2 separate regions of the Homo sapiens genome follow, and region 2 is linked to region 1. A link is an interaction called in ENCODE POLR2A ChIA-PET data of the cell type or tissue named here. Cell type or tissue: Caco-2. All regions are shown on one strand. Each heading gives the region's core, and the rest is flanking DNA. Links, peaks and the distances in the headings are about the cores only.

What was found. Peaks named below come from ENCODE experiments on the same cell type or tissue, not always from the same donor. Only the 100,000 strongest peaks of a DNase experiment are listed, where the experiment ranks them.
Region 2: POLR2A ChIA-PET joins it to region 1 with 6 read pairs; 2 of 35 experiments call an interaction of 5 or more read pairs at or near these places.

The regions. Positions count from the first base shown.
Region 1 is chr7:20,792,488-20,802,839 of GRCh38, reverse strand. No RefSeq gene overlaps it. Among named protein-coding and RNA genes, the nearest start is that of SP8, 11 kb to the right of the region's middle. RefSeq lists enhancers at 2,064-3,616, 6,305-7,013, 8,557-9,831 and silencers at 4,363-4,492, 4,583-4,812, 4,863-4,922. In Caco-2, for the core only: no CTCF peak of the experiment used is centred there; DNase peaks (open chromatin) are centred at 4,409, 4,929 and 5,418; H3K4me3 peaks cover 2,126 bases.
Region 2 is chr7:20,950,577-20,960,928 of GRCh38, reverse strand. All of the region lies in intron 2 of LINC01162 (long intergenic non-protein coding RNA 1162), which reads right to left. Among named protein-coding and RNA genes, the nearest start is that of LINC01162, 120 kb to the right of the region's middle. RefSeq lists an enhancer at 1,446-2,880. In Caco-2, for the core only: no CTCF peak of the experiment used is centred there; no DNase peak of the experiment used is centred there.

The DNA.
Region 1 (10,352 bases), core at 1,290-9,289:
AAATTCTGATTAAACCAATTCATGTTGCAGTTCTTATTTGATAAGATTAACAAGGCCAAGTACAATGGCTCACACCCAGCACTTTGAGAGGCCAAGGCAGGAGAATTGCTCGAGCCCAAGAGTTCAAGACCAGCCTGGGCAACATGGCAAAATTCCGTCTCTACCCCAAAAACCACCAAAATTAGCTCGATGTGGTGGCACACATCTGTAATCCCAGCTACTTGGGATGCTGAGGTGAGAGGATGGCTTGAGCCAGGAGGGCCGAGGCTTCAGTGAACCATGATCACACCACTGGACTCCAGCCTGGGTGACAAAACAATACCCTGTCTCAAAAAAAAAAAAAAAAAAAAGTGAACTACATAAGAATAAAAGAAAGCTGGCGGGGCATGGTGGCTCACGCCTGTAATCCCAGCACTTAGGGAGGCTGAGGTGGGCAGATCACAAGGTCAGGAGTTCGAGACCATCCTGGCTAACATGGTGAAACCCCATCTCTACTAAAAGTAAAAAAAAAATTAGCCAGGCGTGGTGGTGGGCGCCTGTAGTCCCAGCTACTCAGGAGGCTGAGGTAGGAGGATTGCTTGAACTGGGGAGGTGGAGGTTGCAGTGAGCCGAGATTGCGCCACTGCACTCCAGCCTGGGCAACAGGGCGAGCCTCCCTCTCAAAAAAAAAAAAAAAAAAGAATAAAAGAAAACATTACATTTATTTATTTATTTATTTTTGTCTTTATTTTCTTTTTTTGAGACGGAGTCTCGCTCTGTCTCCCAGGCTGGAGTGCAGTGGCTTGATCTTGGCTCACTGCAACCTCCGCCTCCTGGGTTCAAGCAATTTTCCTGCCTCAGCCTCCCAAGTAGCTGGGACTACAGGAACGTGCCACCACACCCAGCTAATTTTTGTATTTTTAGTAGAGACGGGGTTTCACCATGTTGGTGAGGATCATCTTGATCTCTTGACCTCATGATCCGCCCGCCTTGGCCTCCCAAAGTGTTGGGATTACTGGCGTGAGCCACCGTGCCAGGCCTAAATTACATTTAAAATAACCAAAATAACAGTGACTCTGACCCAAGGAGGTAATTACATATATAAAATTTAATATTCCCACCAATTTTTACATAAAGCTGTATGAATTTCACACCTAACAAACTGCAAAAATTCATCTACATTTATTTGTAAGATGATTTTAAGCTCCAGGAATTTCATGCAGTTAGAAGTTGGCTTTCTGCAGAAGATAGAATAATGCTAATGAGTGAATATTAAGTATAAGACACTAACACTGTAGAGGTAAATACGTAATTATATACATTTCCAAAAGTGGGACAAATCACACATTAAGTTATGTAATAATTCAAGGACTTGTAAGAGACAAGAAGATGTACTTGATAGTCTTTGGCTAATTACTTTTAATTAATATGTCTATATTATTGAAACATATGAGAATATTTTAAAATTAAGCATGCAAAAATATTCAATCAAGGAAAAATATGGATCATTAAAGCTAGTAGAAAGCCACCATTGGAAAGACAAGAGGTTTTACTTTTTTAACCATAAAAGCTAAGTCCAGACATTCATAATTATATCAATTAATTGGCCATTTTGGCAAAATTATATAAATTGTCTACACACACTTCTCAGAGTACATAACTGCCAGTGCTATTTTCTCTTTGGTCAAGTCTATACTAGCTATCAAAATGAAGTGGATAATTAAGACCATTATTCTGATAACTTAGATCAAATATTAAGGTAAAAATAGAATTTTTTGTTTGTTTGGATTGAAATGTAAATGTTCTGTTTGTGTTCTGTAAGCATGTGCAAATGGTTTTGTTTCTTCAATTGTTTTTAAAATCTGGTTATACAGCAATTTCTTAATTAGAATCTCAGGTTCTAAAATTCCCAAGATGCCTAGGTAATACAACAGTATTTTAGAATTTTGTATACCAGTACTGGCTTAAATCTCATTTCCTAAGTTTGTAGACAACACTGATAAAACTTATGGATATTCTGAATACAAAAATAAAATAAAACCATTGGAATGTATTTAAAAACTCAACAATAAGAATATTCTTTATGGTTATGTAGAATACCCTTTAATCAGGATAGGCACGCTTTAGTACTTAGGAATAAAGTGCAGTGATGTTTACCACTTACTTGAAATAGATAAAAGAGGTAAGTTTATGTATGTGTATGAACAAACAAATAATCATATCTGACATCTACCTATCTATTCAGATATAGTAGATCCATATATGTCTGTCTGTCTAGCTATCCATCTACTTAGAAAAATCTAAGCAATTGTCACAAAATGTTAAAAGCTGATGAACCTAAGTGAAGGGAATATGGGTGTTCTTTGAAATTAAATGTTTCATTGTACCATTATTTTCTGTAGGTTTAAATTTTTTGAAAATAAAAAGTTGGAGAAAATGTACATTTTAACCTTTACATAAAGTAACTAATAAATGTTCAGTAACCACCAAATCCCCATGAATATGATACCCCTGAGACTGAAAATTCTGCAGTACCTCATTTCTTAAAATCATACTGTGAAATCTATACTAAAAGATTCTTTCCAATAGGCCTTAAGTGAGCACTTTAAAATATTCCCAAGGTTTCCCATGCAGGGTATAGTTAAAGAGCATTCCACTTGAGATCCTTGCCTGAAAGGCCCTATAGAATTGCAAAGTATCATTATTAAGCAAATGTTCCTGGGCCCTTGGGTGGTTCACTTAAAACACATTTCCCTGTATTGAATATTCAATGCCAAAAGCACACTGTTCAGTGTTAAGATTTGCAATTTAAACCCAGTTGGGAGAAGTAAAAGGTTCTTGTAATTTGCCTATACTGTATTGCATTGATGTGGTAGCTTTCATTGATAATTAAGTTCCAAAAATATGAGTTAGATTGTGTGAACAATGGAGGAAAGCTAACCTTTCTATTATAGCTTTAGCTCTTGACTTCTCGTATTTAAGATTACAGATGCTCCATTAAATCGATTTTGTGTTTAATCTCCTCTTGAAAAAGAGTGAATGCAAGTCCCCAACGTTCTTCCCTTTGAGAGAACCCAAGTATTCGACAATGAAAACTACAAGGCTCAAACTGGATGATTAACACCGCCCACTGGGGATAAGAAAAGTTTAGTGTGCCTCTTTTTAGGTAGTTTTCCCTTAACTAATTCACTGGATTGGAATGTCAAAATATATTTCTCATTAGATTTTCAAAAATTTTTTGAAAAAAAAAAAACAGATTTGAAAGGACAGGGGTGCATTTTAAATGATTCAATTCATTATATTATTTTAAATACATAGATATGCTTTTTAAAAAACAATTGTAAATTTGTGGCTTTTAAAAATTTTATTTAAATCTCCTCTCTGCCTATCATTTAGTTCTTTTCTCTGCTTTAAAATATTTTAGGTCCTTCAGTAAAATATAAAACAATGGAAACATGCTGAACGTAGGATAGAATATTTCGATCGAAATATCAAAAATTTATAAAGAGAAGGTGGGAGGTTGTCATTGTGTCGAAATGAAACTGTTTGGTTCTTTTTTGAATTTGTGCTGGGAAAGACCCATCGCCCTGGTTCTGGCTCTTCAGGGGAAATGGAAACTGGACTGTGGCTTTCTCTGCCTGGCATCTATCTAAACAGCCTTGCTTTCTCCAGCACCAGCAGCGTGAGGGTTCCACTCTAGCATATGGTCAAACTTCTATCGAGAAGATCCAGTACGTATTCAATGCAGAGCTTACCTTCAAAAGAGATAAAACTACCTTGGCAATGAGAGCACTAGCACTGTCTTTGGGATCCCTGCGGGAGATCCTCTCCCCACTTCTACAGTTAGCGGGTGGTGGGGAATGAATGGCATAGCAGTGATTCTCCTAGTGTGGTACCCGGTTCAGCAGCATGAGCGTCACCTGAGAATTTAGGAATACAAATGACTGGGCCCCACCGCAGTCCTACTGAAGCAGAAACTCTGCGGACGAGCCCAGCCATCTGCGTTTTAACTAGCCCTTTGCGTGATTCTGATGTATAGTCGCTGACATAAAAACGAGAATATAAATTTTCTAAAAGATCTTTAAAGTCCAGTTAAGACCTGAAAGGGGACGCTAGCGAAGCAGTAGGTCACTATTGCCCGGGTGGGGTGGGTCCCAAGCCGCCTGACCTGTCCGCGACCCCCTCCCGAACACACGCCCCTGCGCTGGCGCTTCCCACCCCGCCGCCCGCTGGCCTTCGCCCCAGGCCGCGCAGGCTGCCCAGCAGGTGTCAGGTCGGCGGCCCGGGGCGAGGCGGGCCCTCCCGCGGCCGCGCGTGCCGGCTACAGCCCCTCCCGCCCGGCCTGCCCCTTTGTCCGCCCCGAGGGCGGCACCTTCCCGCCCGCGGGGTGTGCGAGCCCTCGGGGGGTGGGAGAGGAGGAGGGACAGGGAGGGAAGGAGGAGGAGCGGGGCGGGCGGCTGAGTGCAGGGGTGGGGAGCCGCCGTCGCGCACCCGACTCCCGTCCCTCCGGGTCAGCGGAGAGGGGCTTTGTGACCGGCCCAGGAGTCCCAGCAAGACAACCGCCCCGGGGCGGGGTGGCGCCTCCCCCTTGGCGGGAGCCGGCGCAGCCTTCCCGCCCGGGGAGCCGCGGTGGCGAGCGGCGTACGGGCCGGGCAGAGCACGGAGCTGGCGGCGGAGCTCGGCGGGAGAGCACGGCTAAGCGGAGGGGAGGGCCGGAGGGTGGGGCGGGGCGGGGCTGGGCCGGGCTGCCACGGAGCCCGGCGCCTGCGCCTCCGCCTCCCGCGCCCGCGGCCGCCGCAGCCCGGGCCTTGCGGGCCGGCGAGCAGGCGGGGACGCGTGTGTGCCCTGGCCGGCGACCTGCGCCGGGTGCCGGGAGGTGCGCAGAGGCGCGGGCTGGACCTGGGACGGCAGGCTGTCTCTCGGGTGCGGGGTGGGAGGGGTGAGGAGGAAGGAAAGGGAGGGGTTGAAAGGCCAGGAAGAAAGGGGAGTGCAAATATTGTGACTGCTGGGGACTGAGACTGTCTGTGGCGCAGTCGGTGGAGATCTGCACTCCAAGCTGGCGGTAGGCTGCGGAGAAGTCCGACTGCCCCTCGTCTGGAACTGTCGCTCTTCCCTCTGACTGCTGCACAGACAACCGTCACTCATTGCTTTTAGATCCTGCGACTGGTGGGGAAAGCTGCCCACTACTCGCCATTTATTCTAGATTCCCCAAGGGCAGGATCTTAATTAAGCTGACTGTTTTCTGAAGAAGCTTCAGCTCCGAGAATCCCTGGGACGTTGCCAACACTGGGGGTGAAGGTGAAGGGGAACCTGTCCTTTTCCTGCTGTGTTCCCCGCCTTACCCCTCGGCCATTGCCTTTCGTTTACTTCTCCAGTCTCCTGTCCTCGTATCTTAGATGGGTCAAAGCATTAAAACGGGACAAACCTGTATGGCAACGCATCCCAGGTATACGTGAAACCGGAAGCAGGAGCACTTCCGAAGTTCGTTGGACCATCGCGGGGAAGCGCAGCTCCTCAAGGCTCCGTGGGTTGGTGGCAGCCTCGGGGGCCCTGCCCATGAGCCGAGCGTGGTGGATGCCGATGCATTAAGTGATCTGGAGACACTCGGTCCTCGAGGTTCTTCCTCCAACTGAGTTATTATATAGACTGGGACGTGCCAGGCCTTTCAAAAGTCAATCAGCATCGGCTTGTAATTTCCTTCCTCAGACTTCTAAACCTACAATCTTCCCACCCATTTCTAAGCATTTTGGAATTTCTGTTCCCAAATCTTGACTGAGGAAGCTAAAGGGAAGGAAATTCAGATCACCGTAGCTTAAGTTAGAAAAAAGAATAGTTTTTTTTACTTAAATGGTAAATCAACAGCAAATCACCTAATAAAAAATATTTATGAATATCTGCGGCTTATTTTTGAAGTTTTAAATTCTATATATCAATTACCCTGTTTTCAGTTAAATTTGTTAAAGTTGATTAAAACACTGAAATCGAGTCAGTCAATAAAATCAATAGTGCAAGTTTCTTCTAGTAAAAAAGATCCTCTTTTGGTTTGACTATGGCTCGTACTAATTTGCTGCGCACCTATTAGTTTCATTTGGTTAAGTATGTCAAAATTTTTGAAATCACTTTCGTTATCTAGGCTTAGAGGACGTCTTGAAACTAAGCAGAAAAATAATCAAAGTGGATTTATTAGTTTTTCCCTTTTTAGCTATAGTTTCAAATAAACTGACATTGGGTATTACTAGTCAAATCGTTTCACTTTGCAAATGGGTTTCCCCAGTTTCAGAAGAGAGGAAGTTATGCCTAGGTTAGAATACTACTAGAAAACTACTGAAGCACTATCTACAGAAAAACTCAAGAACTTTCTGTCGTTAATAGCTGCCCTTTTGAAGGTAAAGGGCATTCCATTTCAGGGCTGTAAATGCCAAGTGTAGACTCCAAAGTAGTGGGTTTTGGTTTTCCAATGTTTGCTTTCTTCAGTGTTGATCAAAGACCAATATGTTTGCCCTATGAGGCCCCACTGAAAAATGTTTTTAGAGCAATTACAGACATAACAATAATCAATCTGTTCAGCTTATTTCTTTTACCTTAAGAAATCTTGCCCCCTCCCCCCCAAAAAGAAAAGAATGAAAGAAATATTTTAATAAAGGAGAGAGAAAGAGGTACTATATTGGCGATTGAGGGTTAAGTGCAAGCACTCCAAGAGAAAAAAAGGTTGATCTTCACTCCTCGGCTCTTTCTAAGACCAGCACTCGTGGCCCTTGTTTTGAATTAAAATGGGCAGCCTCCTTTAGTAGCCAGCAGGGTCCTTGTTATTTAAGATGGAGAATCTTCAGGGCCATGGTGGGGGGAGGGAGCGATGCAAAGTGTTTAGGGGAAATTAAGCTGCAGGGAAAAAAAATTCAGCAAGTGGGAAGGTTCGGATGAAGATCTTGTGGAAAATTATCTGAACAACCTTTATTACTTTTCCAGAATTCATAAGCAGGAATCAAGATCTTATTTCCTCTTAAAAAATAACCTCTGCTCAGAACAAGAGTTGGTACTCATCAAGTCTTAAATAAAAACATGCCCTCTGTTCCATCTAGAAGGGTGTTTCTGTCTGGGATTGGAAGTGGGGACTTGGCACCTAATAATGTAGACACCCTTGAACCGAGTGATTAGCGCATCAAACCAAGTTTCCGACAGTTGATACGGATATTTTATTTCCAGCACCTTCTAAAGTGGAGCCGGTTTCTCCTCAGTGGGTCCCCCTCCCTGTAGGCCTACACTCAACAGCCCTAAACTCAGGGCAGGGGGAGCCTAAGGCGGCCAATGCCTCTCTATTTAAAGGGGGTGAGGGGCTGCATGGACTTGACACCATAAGCAGGAGTAAACCCATTTGTAGCCAAGGTTGATGAAATAAATAATTCGGGTTCCCAGGCTGGGCGTAGTGGCTCACGCCTGTAATCCCAACACTTTAGGAGGCTGAGGCGGGTGGATCACCTGAGGTCAGGAGTTCAAGACCAGCCTGGCCAACATGGTGTCACCCCGTCTCTACTAAAAACACAAAAAATTAGCCGGACATGGTGGCGGGCGCCTGTAATCCCAGCTACTGGGGAGGCTGAAGCAGAAGAATCTCTTGAACCCAGGAGGCAGAGGTTGCAGTGAGCCGAGATCGTGCCATTGCACTCCAGCCTGGGCAACAAGAGCAAAACTCTGTCTCAAAAATAATAATGATAATAATAATAATTAGGGTTCCTTCAGTTTTCATCTAGAACTCTCCAGTCAGCAGCAAAACCGTCGATGTTTTCTTAGCAGGAGAAAACTGCGAATGTGCGGCCCACTGGGACAAGATCTTTGTGAAGTCCTGCAAAACCCCTGAACTCAGTCGTGAAAAATGTTTCAAAAATGAGCGGGGCCAAAGCTTTCGATGGGTAGGGATGAGCTGGCAGGGGTGGTGGGAGAGTGGCAACCCATGACTCAGACCTCTGTGGGGGGCGGGATTCACCCTGACAGTTGTGATGCACCAAGTAAAACCTGAATTCACAAGGCACCCTTTGCTGTGACCAATACAGACGTCCAGTTTAATTACCACGGAAGCTGTCCTGGCTGATTCAATTTGACATAGACGTATGACCCACCTCGTTTACTAGAGAAAGACGGGCTCAAGAGAGACCCATTTCCCTTGGGCGGCACAGGAAAGCGGTGGAGTTGTGGGCAGGCGACAACTTCACGTGTGTGTGTGTGTGTGTATGTGTGTGTGTGTCTGTCTATATAGGTGTCGGTGCATATATTCTTTTTCCAAACATCTTTGGAAGTTGTTTTCGCACTTGTAATTTACAAACCAAGTAAATTTCAAAGAGCTTATACTGCTTTCAGACACCTAAATGCACCTTCAGCTTTCCTCCCAAATTAGATTGCAGCTTTACTTTTATTTTTCTTTGCTAAGAAATATGAGAACTCACCATCTGAACCCCCGTATAGGGCACAATCACTCAAGAGAAGTGAGTTAGTTAGAAAATATAATTAAGGTAGATTTTAAATAAAAAAGTTAAAGTGAAGCATACACAAAAATATCCCAATGTACTTTGTAAACGCATTCAGGAACTCAAATATCTGCTGGCACTAGCAGGTCCTCACAAGAATTCTTTGCTCTAGTATCCTTCAAAATGGCTCCTGATATCCCCACTTCTTAAGAAAATAAAAGTCAGCAAAAGCCTGCACCCAAATTTTGGTTGGGATTCAATATTCTAAGCAAAATATGCTCAACAGATGATAGTAGAGATGAAGCCAGAAAACAACTCCAGCTATTTAAACTGCCAAATGAGACATAAAGCTGCATTGTAAAAATCATCTGGAAAACAGGTTTTCCCATTGAAGTCGCTATGTGTTAATTACTGTGAGCTGGAAGGCTGGAGATCGAACGCCTGGAAGCCGACTTTCACCCCGCATACGTAAACGGAAAAAGTGCTGAACCGCAGCCAGAGGGCTCCTGCTCGGACTCATTGCCATGCATGCCTAGACATTAATATGTGTTCATGGAGGGCTCTTACAGTACGAGGTGTTATTTCCTTATAAAGAAACACCAGGTCTCGCTTTCCATTCTTCTTACAAAATTATTCGCATTATTTATGCTACATTGAGCGATCTAATTTCTTCGTGATAGTCAGCTAATTGCTCTGGCAGGTAATTAGAAGCGGTTTACAACGCAAAGGGCTTTTGCATTGCCCCTCGGATTATTAAGTTGCGCTGTAAATTATACCACTTTTGCTGGGGAAAAATTCTTTTGAGCAAGTTCTCTTCCTGCGATCCGAGATGAAATCGGCTCCCCCACTCATATACACCCCTCCCTAGCCACCCCCACTGCCACCACACCCCCTGCTTTTCCTGGACTCAGAGTCGAATGATTCTAAAGCACGCGATTTTGTTCGTGTTCACTGGGCCGAAATAACGTGGCCATTATGGCCTGAAATGGGCCAGGTTTGAAGCGAGCTTCCTGCGCGCCTGCAATATCCAGCAGGCATGTGGGAAAAGAACGGCTTAAATGGGGACATCTGTTCAGTGCTGCTCATCTTACTCTTAGAGCCAGGTCAGGTTAAGAGAATAACCTGTTCGCCACCTTTTTTCTTGTTAATAAGACTATTAGAAAAAACCGAGCACACACACACAAACAACACTAATTGAGCTGCCATATAAGCAAAGAATCACACACACACAAAGGTAGCAGCTGAGTTACAAGAGGAACAGTAAAAATTAACCATTGAGCTATTTCAGGGGACATCCACAAAACTTCTGTCAAAATAAAATAAAATTAAAAAAAACTTATGTAGACTCAAAAATATTCTCTACACAAATGGACTTGTGCAAGAGACTTTGAGAACTCAAGAAAGCATGGCTAATTTTCAGATTTTCATTTTAATAAAACTGACCTGAAAGTAAACTCCAATGAACAATTTTTTAGGCTTTCAAGTGCTCGAAGACGCCACACTTTCTGGTCATTGGTGTTATTTTGGGTAGTGTTATCTCTAAGAATCTGTTGACAAACCCAAAGTGGGAGCATGCTAGTTTGTCCCCTGGTTTTAGAAAGTGAATTGTATCCCCTTTCACAAATATCACACATTTGTAAACCTTATACAGTGATTTGAACACATGTGTGGTTAAACCCAGAGACCTGGAGCAGCTCCTAGATTATTTGTAATTAAACACAATTCCCAGAGTAACATTTATCTTCCCAAAACTGCGATTGCAATTGTCAACCGTCTGGAGGAGACCCCGGGGTAATCTGGGAGCATTACCTCCTCTACTAACAGAACAGAATGAAAAGAAATCAATAGTGTTGAGGATAAGCATTTAGTAGTTTTTAACTCTGCATGTTAGCTGTAAGAAAGTGATATATAATA
Region 2 (10,352 bases), core at 1,317-9,316, 160 kb before region 1:
CCTAGAAACCAGTGTAGAAGACCATAGAGGATGTCGTAGAAAAGCAGAGAGGGAAGTGGGGAGGAAGTCAGACTCACAGCCTAGACAGCTCCAGAGCATCTCTCAGCCCCCGAGCAGGGTTGCACAGCAAATGCAGATCCAGAAAAAGCTGGAGCCAATCCTAGACCAGCAGGATCCATGGTATCCCTCAGGGATCATTCATTTGGTGAAATTAGACAATTCTGAATGCTTCAGGAACGCTTGCTGGCTCTGTGGAGAGGAGTTAGGCCATTCTTTACTTTAGTGGAATGCTGGTGAACATTCCCAAGAACACCTCATACCTGCAAGATACCTTACATCTCTAAACCAGCCTCTAGTGGCCCCTAACTAGCCTGTGGTGGCTGTCTCCGGGCAGCTGGAGATGGCCATGGGGCCCTGTAATTCACTAGAGCTTAGTCAAAATGGTCACATTCCCCTGGAGGCGTATCACTATGTTTCAATAGCTCTGATCTGAGTCGAATTCTATTTACTCAACAAACCTTTTTGAGCACCTATTATGGACTATGCTTTATGGGGGATATATATATATATATATATATATATAATCATTGTCGCTCTCTTCAAAGAGCTTACAGTCTAGTATAAAAGATAAGGGGTACCCTATAGCAAACAAATATTTAAATAAAAGTTTATAAAAGACAAGTGCCATAAAAGAAATGAAAACACCATGGTTGGTAGAAGAGGTAGATAATGCATGTGAAACCATAGTACAGAACGCAATGGTTTTGATAAACTTTGCCCTTTCCTTTAAACCAAGTTGATAGTGGTATGGAATATTTGATGTTTGAGATCATACTTAAATGTTTAATTCGGTAAGCTTTGGATAGACAGGGGAAGTACTTCGAGGTGAAAGGAAAAGCATAAGAAGGAAGGAAGAAACAGAAGGAGGGAGGAAAGAACCTCGCCTAGGTTAGACAGCTCAAGTCCAGTTTGGTTGGAGTGCTGTAACAAGAGCATTCAGAATTCTAAACGAGATCGTGCTTGAGTTCACCTAAAAATCCTGCATGCTCTGGGTAAATGAGTTTCCCTGTTTATAACTTCATGCATCAAGCATTTCATAAAGCATGTCCTCAATTACTAAATTTTGCGTACATTGTAATTATACCTCATGTATGCTTGGGAATAACAATCCTGTACTTGAATTATCTTGAAAGGATGATACAAAGTTAGAAAAAGGCTGGTTTTTCATTCTTCCTTGGTCAAATCACACTCTAATAAAACCTAATGTTGTAATTTTATATATTCTTAATCTTTCAGGTTGAGTCTGAATTTGGCCCCAGGCCCTCTAGCTCTTTCAGGAAAGGCTGTTACTGAACAAATGAAGATTTAACCAGCTCAAGCATCAAACCGCACATTCCAGTTTGCTAAAAAGGTAAACAGTTCAAACAGGAAGTTATGATATGTACCCATCCACAGGTCAATGAAAGTTTTTATTTACATTGGAAAACCTTGTGTACACTGGACTAATAAACCCAATAAAATCAGATCTTTTGGTGTCAGTTGCCTCCTGTAGCTGTCTATAGTCAGTTGTCTGGACACTGCAGAACACTGAGCTTCTTTTTCTTTTGAATACCTGATCTTACAGTAACATGCCATTCTACAGCACACTGCGACATTTCAAAATCACCTGAGCGCTATCCCTATTTAAAACAAATGAAACAAAGATCAATTCCTCAGAAGCTGTAGATTACCCTTCAGTCACCACAAGATGATGACTCCAGGATCCTAAGACTTTCAGAGAACGATCTTGAGCCAAGATTAACAAATGTCATAGACCTAACAGATCTAACAGCCTTGCTGCTGTTGAACTACTTCATATATCGGTTCCCAAGTTTGGTGGGAATAAAAATATTGCACAGATGGGACTGTAACTGACCGTAGCCTGCTCCATTGTGTGTCCAACTATCTCTAATTACAGCAGCCCATGAAAGGAAGAGATTTGAAAGGGCAGGTGACAGGAGAGGAGAGGAACCTGTTTGACTTAAACAGCGCAGGATCCCTCACCATCAGGCCTGATGTACATCAGCCTGACAGCTAATTAGGGTAGACATGAATTTTTCCAATGTAACAGATGTTCGCTAATCAGGCCAGATTTGGAGCCCTTGCGCCAGCAACATTTCATGCACAATTTAACTATCTAAAAGGAATAAACTACTTAATGCATTGTACTGAAGGCACAGCTGTTTCACAATCAGAAAATTTGCTGTCAAAGATGTTCTCTTTAAAACTGACATGTTTTTATATAACTCTGATGGGGTGTTTATAATGTATTAATAGTTGTCAGCAAGAGCTGCTGTCATCATCAAGAAGTAAAATATTTCTGAAGGTATATTAAAATGAACAGGCTCCTTTCTCTTTTCCCCAAATCCATTCAGATAATTTAACTAGGTTGAATGTGGTCTGCTGGGTTCCAAAATGTATTTGAAACAAAGAACATCAATGTATGCTTTCAATTTATTCTAAATTTAAGACAAAAACCATGCCTTGCTTTTGGTTTAAAGGTTTAAAACAATCATAGTTCCACATTGGTTTACAAAGCTGGATTTTAAAAATCATTTTACTTTTATGCAAATTCACGAGGGGAACATCATTTCCACACCAAAAATGTTTTATTGGGTAAAATGAAGGTTTGACATCTTTATAAACACAAGCTAATTTGGTAAGGATGAAAAAGGATTTCTCTCTCTCTCTCTCTCTGCCTTTCTCTCTTTCTGTGTCTTTTCATTCTCCCTTGCACTTCATGTACAAAATGACCCTCTATTATAAGAAAAGACTTTTGCTAAATACGAACTTGAAACTTTGGTATTTTTTGACAGTTTAGTCTTGCATTTTTGTTGCTTGTATTTTTAAAATAGTAACACAAAACAATAATTACTACCCTACGAATATTGAAAAGTTTACATCGTTTAAAAATAGAAATTTGTAAGTCTTAAAACTCTGTGTTTGAAGTAGATGTTCAATATTATAAGCTGATGACTTCAAATTCTACAGTAAAGCAGGTTGTAGGGCTTTGTAATCTAGATCGTCTACATAATTTAGCAATTTGCTTATTCTGGTAACTATCAATTTTTTTCCCACAATTTTATGCTACATAATTTGTTTGCATTATTTTTCAACTAATAATGTTAAAAGTATAAATTATGCTTTTTCTGGCAAGAAAAATGGTAGGTAATGTAGTTTCTCTGGAGACTAGGTTACCATGACCCTCCTTTTCACGAGCTGGCCCAAGTGATTTGTGACCCCTGAGAGGTACTATGTTGAATTGATTTGCACCAGTAGCTCAGATCTTCTGGTAAATTCAAAGACACTAACATATTTTAAACCCAGTCTCACTTAAAGAACCATTTTCAGAATTAATAAGGAAGTCTGGGACTCTCTGCTATGGCTCATGAGCATTCTGATGTCACGACTTTTCCACTAAAAACTGGCTATAGACCAATTGTATAAAGAGTCATATTTTCAGAGGATGACAAACCATGCCACATCTAGAAAAGAGTTTTCCCATCTGTATTCCAAAGCAAATCAGTCCTGAGAGATAGTAAAAATTATTTTCACCAGAAGACTTAAAATGAAATGTCTTGATTCGCTCACTCCCTCTTTGGATATCCTATGTCAGTAGGTTGTTTGCCATCTTCAATGCCCATATCTCGAAAATACTTATCTTTGAATCTTCAAGACAATTTCATAACCATCAGTAGTTCTTTAATATAGGCATGTTCTGAACTAAACTGTAGATAAAGCTTTTAAAAAGAGTAAAGCTCCATATTATCACCCACTTCATCATTAAGTAATTCAACTTTGGATACCAATATTTTATAGGACAATGCAATTCTTAAAAGGTTATCTATAGATTGAGATTTCAATTAGAATTAAATCCATACCCTTTGCTACAAGCTAAACAACTCCACATTATCTGGCCTCTCCTACCTTCCAGCAGCATTGTATGCCCATTACCTCCCTGCTCACTGCAATCTAACCAACACTGATCCACTCTCTGAAACGTGAACACACCAAAGTCTTTCTCTTCTTAGGGCTTTTGACATACTTCTCTAGGCCTACAGTGTTCTTCCTTTGCTCTTGGCATGTCTGACTCCTTATTTTCACTCAAGATTCAGCATACAAACTTACAGTTAGAGAAGAAATAAGTTCTAATGCTTCATAGAAGAATAGTGACCATAGTTAGCAACAATATTTGTATATTTCAAACTAGAAGAGAGGACTTAAAATGTTATCAGCCCATAGAAATGATAGATACTCGAGGTGATAGATACTCCAAATAGCCTGACTTGATCATTACACAGTCTATGCATGAAGAAAATCCTCACATGTACCCCAAAAATATGTAAAATATTATATATCCATAAAATTAAAACTAAAAATTTAATTTATTTTCTGTCTTCTCACCTCCTTAAACCTTCTAGAACTGTGATGTCCAGGACAGTAATGACATGCTGTTACTTAAGTTTAAATTAATTAAAACAAAAATTAAATACAATTGCAAATTCCATTCCTCAGTTTTTCTCAATAGCACAGATATAAAACACTTTTGTCTCACAGAAAGTTCTGTTGAACAGTGCTGATCTAGAATATAATCTTTGAGAGCAAAAGAAAGCTCTGACTTTTTACCTCCATTTCTTTTTTTTATTATTTTTTATTTTATTTTTATTTTTTATTTTTTTTTAGACAGAGTCTTGCTCTGTCACCCAGGCTAGAGTGCAGTGGAGCAATGTCGGCTCACTGCAACCTCTGCCTCCCAGTTTTAAGCGATTCTCCTGCCTCTGCTTCCCAAGTACCTGTGATTACAGGTGTGTGCCACCACACCCAGCTAATTTTTGTATTTTTAATAGAGACAGGGTTTCACCATGTTGACCAGGCTGGTCTCAAACTCCTGACCTCAAGTGATCCACCCGCCTCAGCCTCCCAAAGTGCTGGGATTACAGGCATGAGCCACTGTGCCCGGCCTCTTTTTACCTCCTTTCTATGGGCCTAGAATAGCAACTAGCCCATAGTAGTTCTCAATTTGTTAAGTCGATGGATGGATGGATGGATGGATGGATGGATGGATGGATGGATACATGGATGGACACGTGGATGGATGGATAAGTAGGTGGATGAGTGATAATGAATGGAAGAGTGAACTTTCATTTATACATAATTATTGAGAAGTGTGATATTCCAGCTAATGTAATACTCTGGTTTCTATTCAACCTTCTATTCCTAATATTAATTATTTTAATAGGATAAGATAAAGTATATTCATCACTAAAGTGTATCTCATAAAATTTAACCTTTTTTGAAGCACTCAAGGAAGAGATTTCCATGTTAACCTGAAATAGAACCACAGGACCATAAAAATCCCTTTAGAATCCAAGAAGCCTTAGTTAGGCTTTAGATCATGAGTAGGCTAATAGCAGAAAGAGCAGGAGTTTGGACTCTGGTAAACACAGGCTCAAATCCTAACTCTGATTCCAACTAGCTTGCTTTTTGTTTATTTTTGTTTGGAGAGTTTCCCTAGGCAATAAGAACCCCATTTCCTACATGTGTAAAATGGAAAAGGAGTACCAACTTCACAGGGTTATTCTGAGGATTAAATGTCTTGTGAATGTTTGGCTTATCGTAGGCTCATAATAATTGGTAGCTATTATTATAAATCTTGCAGAATTAGTGGCATGTTAGCAAATAGACTTTTTTTAAGAGACAAGGGTCTTGTTATGTTGCCCAAGCTGGAGTGTAGTGGCTATTCACAGGCATGATCACAGCACACTGCTACCTCAAATTCCTGGAGTAAAGGGACCCTCCTGCTTTGGCCTGCCACGTAACTGGGATAACAGCTGTGCACTACCACACCTGGCTCTGGCAAGTAGATCTCTGAAAATCCTGATCTATTTCTTGTCACTCCTTCCCTGGCCTTCTTGCTTTACCCATAAACACCGTGATTCCCAGACTCTCAGAGGCTTGTCATAGACACACAGCATGGGAATGTGAGGATGTAAAGTGCGAGGGGTGTGGAGGAATGTTGTGGGCAGAGAGGAACAGGCCAAACACAGAAAGAGCTGTTTTCCCAATAGCTCCTGGCACAGACTGTCTCATATTTAAAATTTTTAAAAAACCAAAATCCTTGGAAGTATGAAACATTTCTAAGATTCTGTAAGTGCACAGTTCACACACCATATCTATGTTATCACTTAATTTAGAGAGCTACCATCAAGCTTAGGAAGCAGAAAAGATGAACCCTAACAGATTAACAGGGAGAAGGTCTTAGTTGTATGTTTTCTTCTGGTAATTTTTAAAAAGGTAATTTTATATCATCAGAGACAGTGAAAGTCCACAATCCTTATTACAGTTTCCCATAGAAAGAGGGTTTATGGAGGGTCGGTCTACAGTGATCAGAATCAATTTTTTTGGTAAGCCTGTGAAAACAAAACAAAATCGAGAGACAGTACAAACTTGGGAAGGACTAAATTTTAAATCAGAATATGAGTAAAAAATTAGAGCTTTAGTTATTATTTACCTGATTGTTTACATTTCCAAAAGGGTAGAGAGTTGTTTTCTGTTTTTTCTTTTGAGTCTCTGTGTTACCTTAGAGCTTCATCTTCTTCCAGGCCAGGAAGAGTATAATTCTGCCTTAAAGCCCTGATTATTCACCTGTAAAGCACCCTTGATTACTGGAGGTATTTGGAAGTTAAAAAACATGGAATGTTAAATATTTCTTTGAATAGGAAATTAGGATTCCCTTTCTTCCTAAGGAGAGTAGCCTCCTTTTTTGCTTTCCCCCCGCCCCCCCCTTGAGACTTAAGGCAAAAATAAGCAGAATGATCTGTGTTACAACTCTTTGGAATTGGTCAGTGTTAACAGAGACTCAATTTTATTGCTAAATCACATTTAAAAGTTGTGAATTTTTTTATATGAACATTTATGTGATGTGGGTCCAGGAACTGTGAGAAAACAATTTTCTAGAGTAAAAATTCAAGCACTTCCTAGCCCACCACAGAGAAAAACTTATGTGAAGAATAAGAATATTTACTGATTAAATAACAATTTAAGGGAAGAACTGTGCCTTAAAAAGAACATACTGAGGGCTATTCTGGGGGAGTTTTTTATGAGATATCTGCAAGAAAGCATAATATGGCTAAAGGCCCTAAAGGGAAAAATTTCTTTTTTTATGGTTTATAGATGGTAAGAAAGGATGATTTTTAAAAATGCTTTGCCACCATTTAACAAAAAGCCTTGTATTGAGAGAGATGCAGAGCTGTGGTCATGGAACTTTTGACCTTCACTGCTCAGAACAGCTTGGCTGGGCCCACTTACAGCAGGAATGACATTTTTTGCTTGTTTGGTTCATATGTAGGTCTGCTAGTTGCTGTTATCAATGTACTTTCATTTACAAGATTTAACATCTCTCTATATACCTTTTTCTCTCTATCTCTCTTTCTTTCCCACTCTTCTGTTTTCTGGCAACAGTCAACAGTGATTATTCATGTTAAAATGAGAGTCTTGAAACTAAATCAAATTGAGCATTAACAAGAGATGCTGCATGAAAATAAACAAGAGAGAAAGAAAAAAAAATGCTAGGCTAGAAGTCTCAGACACGGTTTCTGTGTGACCCTAGATTGTTCTCTTCACAACTTTAGGTTTGGCTTCCTTGAATGTCAAACAGATCTCAATATGCAACTCTAATGTTGTAGTTCTACTCTAGAGGATCTTTGGGATATTTCTTAGTCATGACCCTTAGTTACATCAGTTTGAACAGCCTCTTGTTATTCACATTTCCCTGATAATGAGTCTCCTCCCTTCCCTTCCTGGTTATCCTTCAGCTGAGTAGTTTCCTTGTACAACCCTGGATCCTGTCTACCTGCCCCTTTGCATGTAGGTGCTAATTTTGGCATCTCATTCTCCCATCTCATTTCCTTCAAGTCACTTCTTTTTCCGTTTTAATCCTCTTCCCATGGTTATTTCCCGGTGTTTGTTCCAGGAATACTTAGCTCCATCTTTAAAGCAAATGCATTCTTTGTTTCTTTTTTTTTTTTTTCTTTGAGACAGAGTGTCGCTCTGTCGCCCAGGCTGGAGTGCAGTGGCGTGATCTCGGCTCACTGCAAGCTCCGCCTCCTGGGTTCACGCCATTCTCCTGCCTCAGCCTCCCTCAGTAGCTGGGACTACAGGTGCCGGCCACCTCGCCTGGCTAATTTTTTTTATTTTTAGTAGAGACGGGGTTTCACGGGTTTCACCGTGTTAGCCAGGATGGTCTCGATCTCCTAACCTCGTGATCCGCCCACCTCGGCCTCCCAAAGTGCAGGATTACAGGCGTGAGCCACCACGCCCGGCCAAAGCAAATGCATTCTGACCTTGAATGAGAACTGAATTATTTCAATGTTCTGGACCTTCCTTCCACTCCTGGCAGGTATCCGGCCACCTCTTTGACCACAGAGTAGAGAATACATCAAAAATACCATTCTCCCTGTGATTGTCAGTTCTCCCCTGTATTTCAACACATGCTGAACGCTATGGGCAAGGCTTGCTTAGTGATTTTACTCGTGGATGAAATCTTACAAACAAAAGCCACAGGCAAAAGAAAAAATAAGCCAGTGCAAAACCCCACTGCTTGCAATTAATAAATGGCTAATCATTGAAGTAGTGCAAAGATAGAGGCAGATGCTTTTAAAAAATTATTAGATGATTAATACATCTTCATAATTCAAACATCAAACATTAAAACAGGTATGGTGAGAGCACTTGCTTCTACTACTGTTCCCATTTGTCAGTTTCCACAGCCTTTCACAGTACAATTTTTATTAGTTTCTTTGTATAATTCCAGAGTTTCCTTGTGCAATACAGAATATGCACTTATATTTTCTCCCTTGAAGAGGTAGCACATTATGCACACTGTTCAGTACATTGCTTTTTTTCACTACACGTACCTCAGAACTTTAGCCATGTTGATACATGGAGAGTTCATTCCATTTTTTAAAATTCTCTTACATGTTATTCCATCACATAGATATACCATTATTAATTTAACCAGTCCACTGTTGGTGGACATTTGGGTTGATACCAATCTTTTCCTATAAAAAATAATGCTACAGTCAATGACCTTGAACATATATGACTTTACATGTGTGCAAGTTTATCTGTAGGAAAAACCTCCATAAGTGGGATTGCTTGGTCAAAGAATATATGCATTAGTCATTTTGAAAGATAATGTTAAACTTTCTTCCATAGATGCATTAATTTACACTACTATCAGCAATATATTAAATTACCTATTTCCTAGTCTTTTTTTTTTTTTCTTTTTTGAGACAAGGTCCAGCTTTGTAGCCCAGGCTGGACTGAAGCGGCATGAATGACCTCACTGAAGCCTCCACCTCCTGGGCTTAAGCAATCCTCCCACCTCAACCTCCAGAGTAGCTGGGATTACAGATGTGCACCACCACGCCTGGCTAATTTATTTCTATTTTTTTGTAGAGATGAGTCTCACCATGTTGCCCAGGCTGGACTTGAACTCACCGGCTCAAGCATCCTTCCACCTCAGCCTCCCAAAAAGCTGGGACTGCAGGTGGGAGCCACAGCACCTGGCCTCCCACCATCTTGAAAACAAAATGCTGGTAAGTTTCTGTTTGGGAAAATCTGGAATTTTGATTACATACTTTTTTAAATTATGGTATCTTTATGTGGTTTTAATTTACTTTTATATTGAGTGAGGTTATGTACTTTTTCATATGTTTAAGAGCCATTTATTTTTATAAACTCTATTCAAATTCTTTTTTATTATAGTTTTAAACTATGTTGTAGAACTTCTTTACACATTAGAGCAATTAGCTATTTGGTTGACATGAAATAATTTTCCTAGTTTTTTGTTTTTCGCTGAATTTTTGTGTTGATTTTGTTTCAACTTAGATGTTTTAAAAGTTATTTTTCTATACATTTACCTTAATTTCCTATTATAATCTTTGGACTTCAGTCATAATTTAAAAAGCCTTTTTACTCCAAAGTTATAAAGGGATTCTCCCATGTTGTACTCTCTATTGTTATGGCTTCTTTTTGAAATCTTTGAACTTTTTGAGGTGTGATATGGAGAAAGGATTAAACTTCTTTTCAGAGAGCCTTAACATTGCCCTAACATTACTTATTGAATAATCCATCTTTTCCCTGACACTAATTTGAAGTCTCACCTTTAGCAAATGACCAATTTCTTACATGGTGTGGGTCTGCAGACTTTCTGCTTCATTAGTCTATACATTCACTTTGGAGGTAACTAGACAGAACTTTCCTGCCTTTTCTCTAATCACCCATGCTCCAGCCACTCAGAACTACCCCGT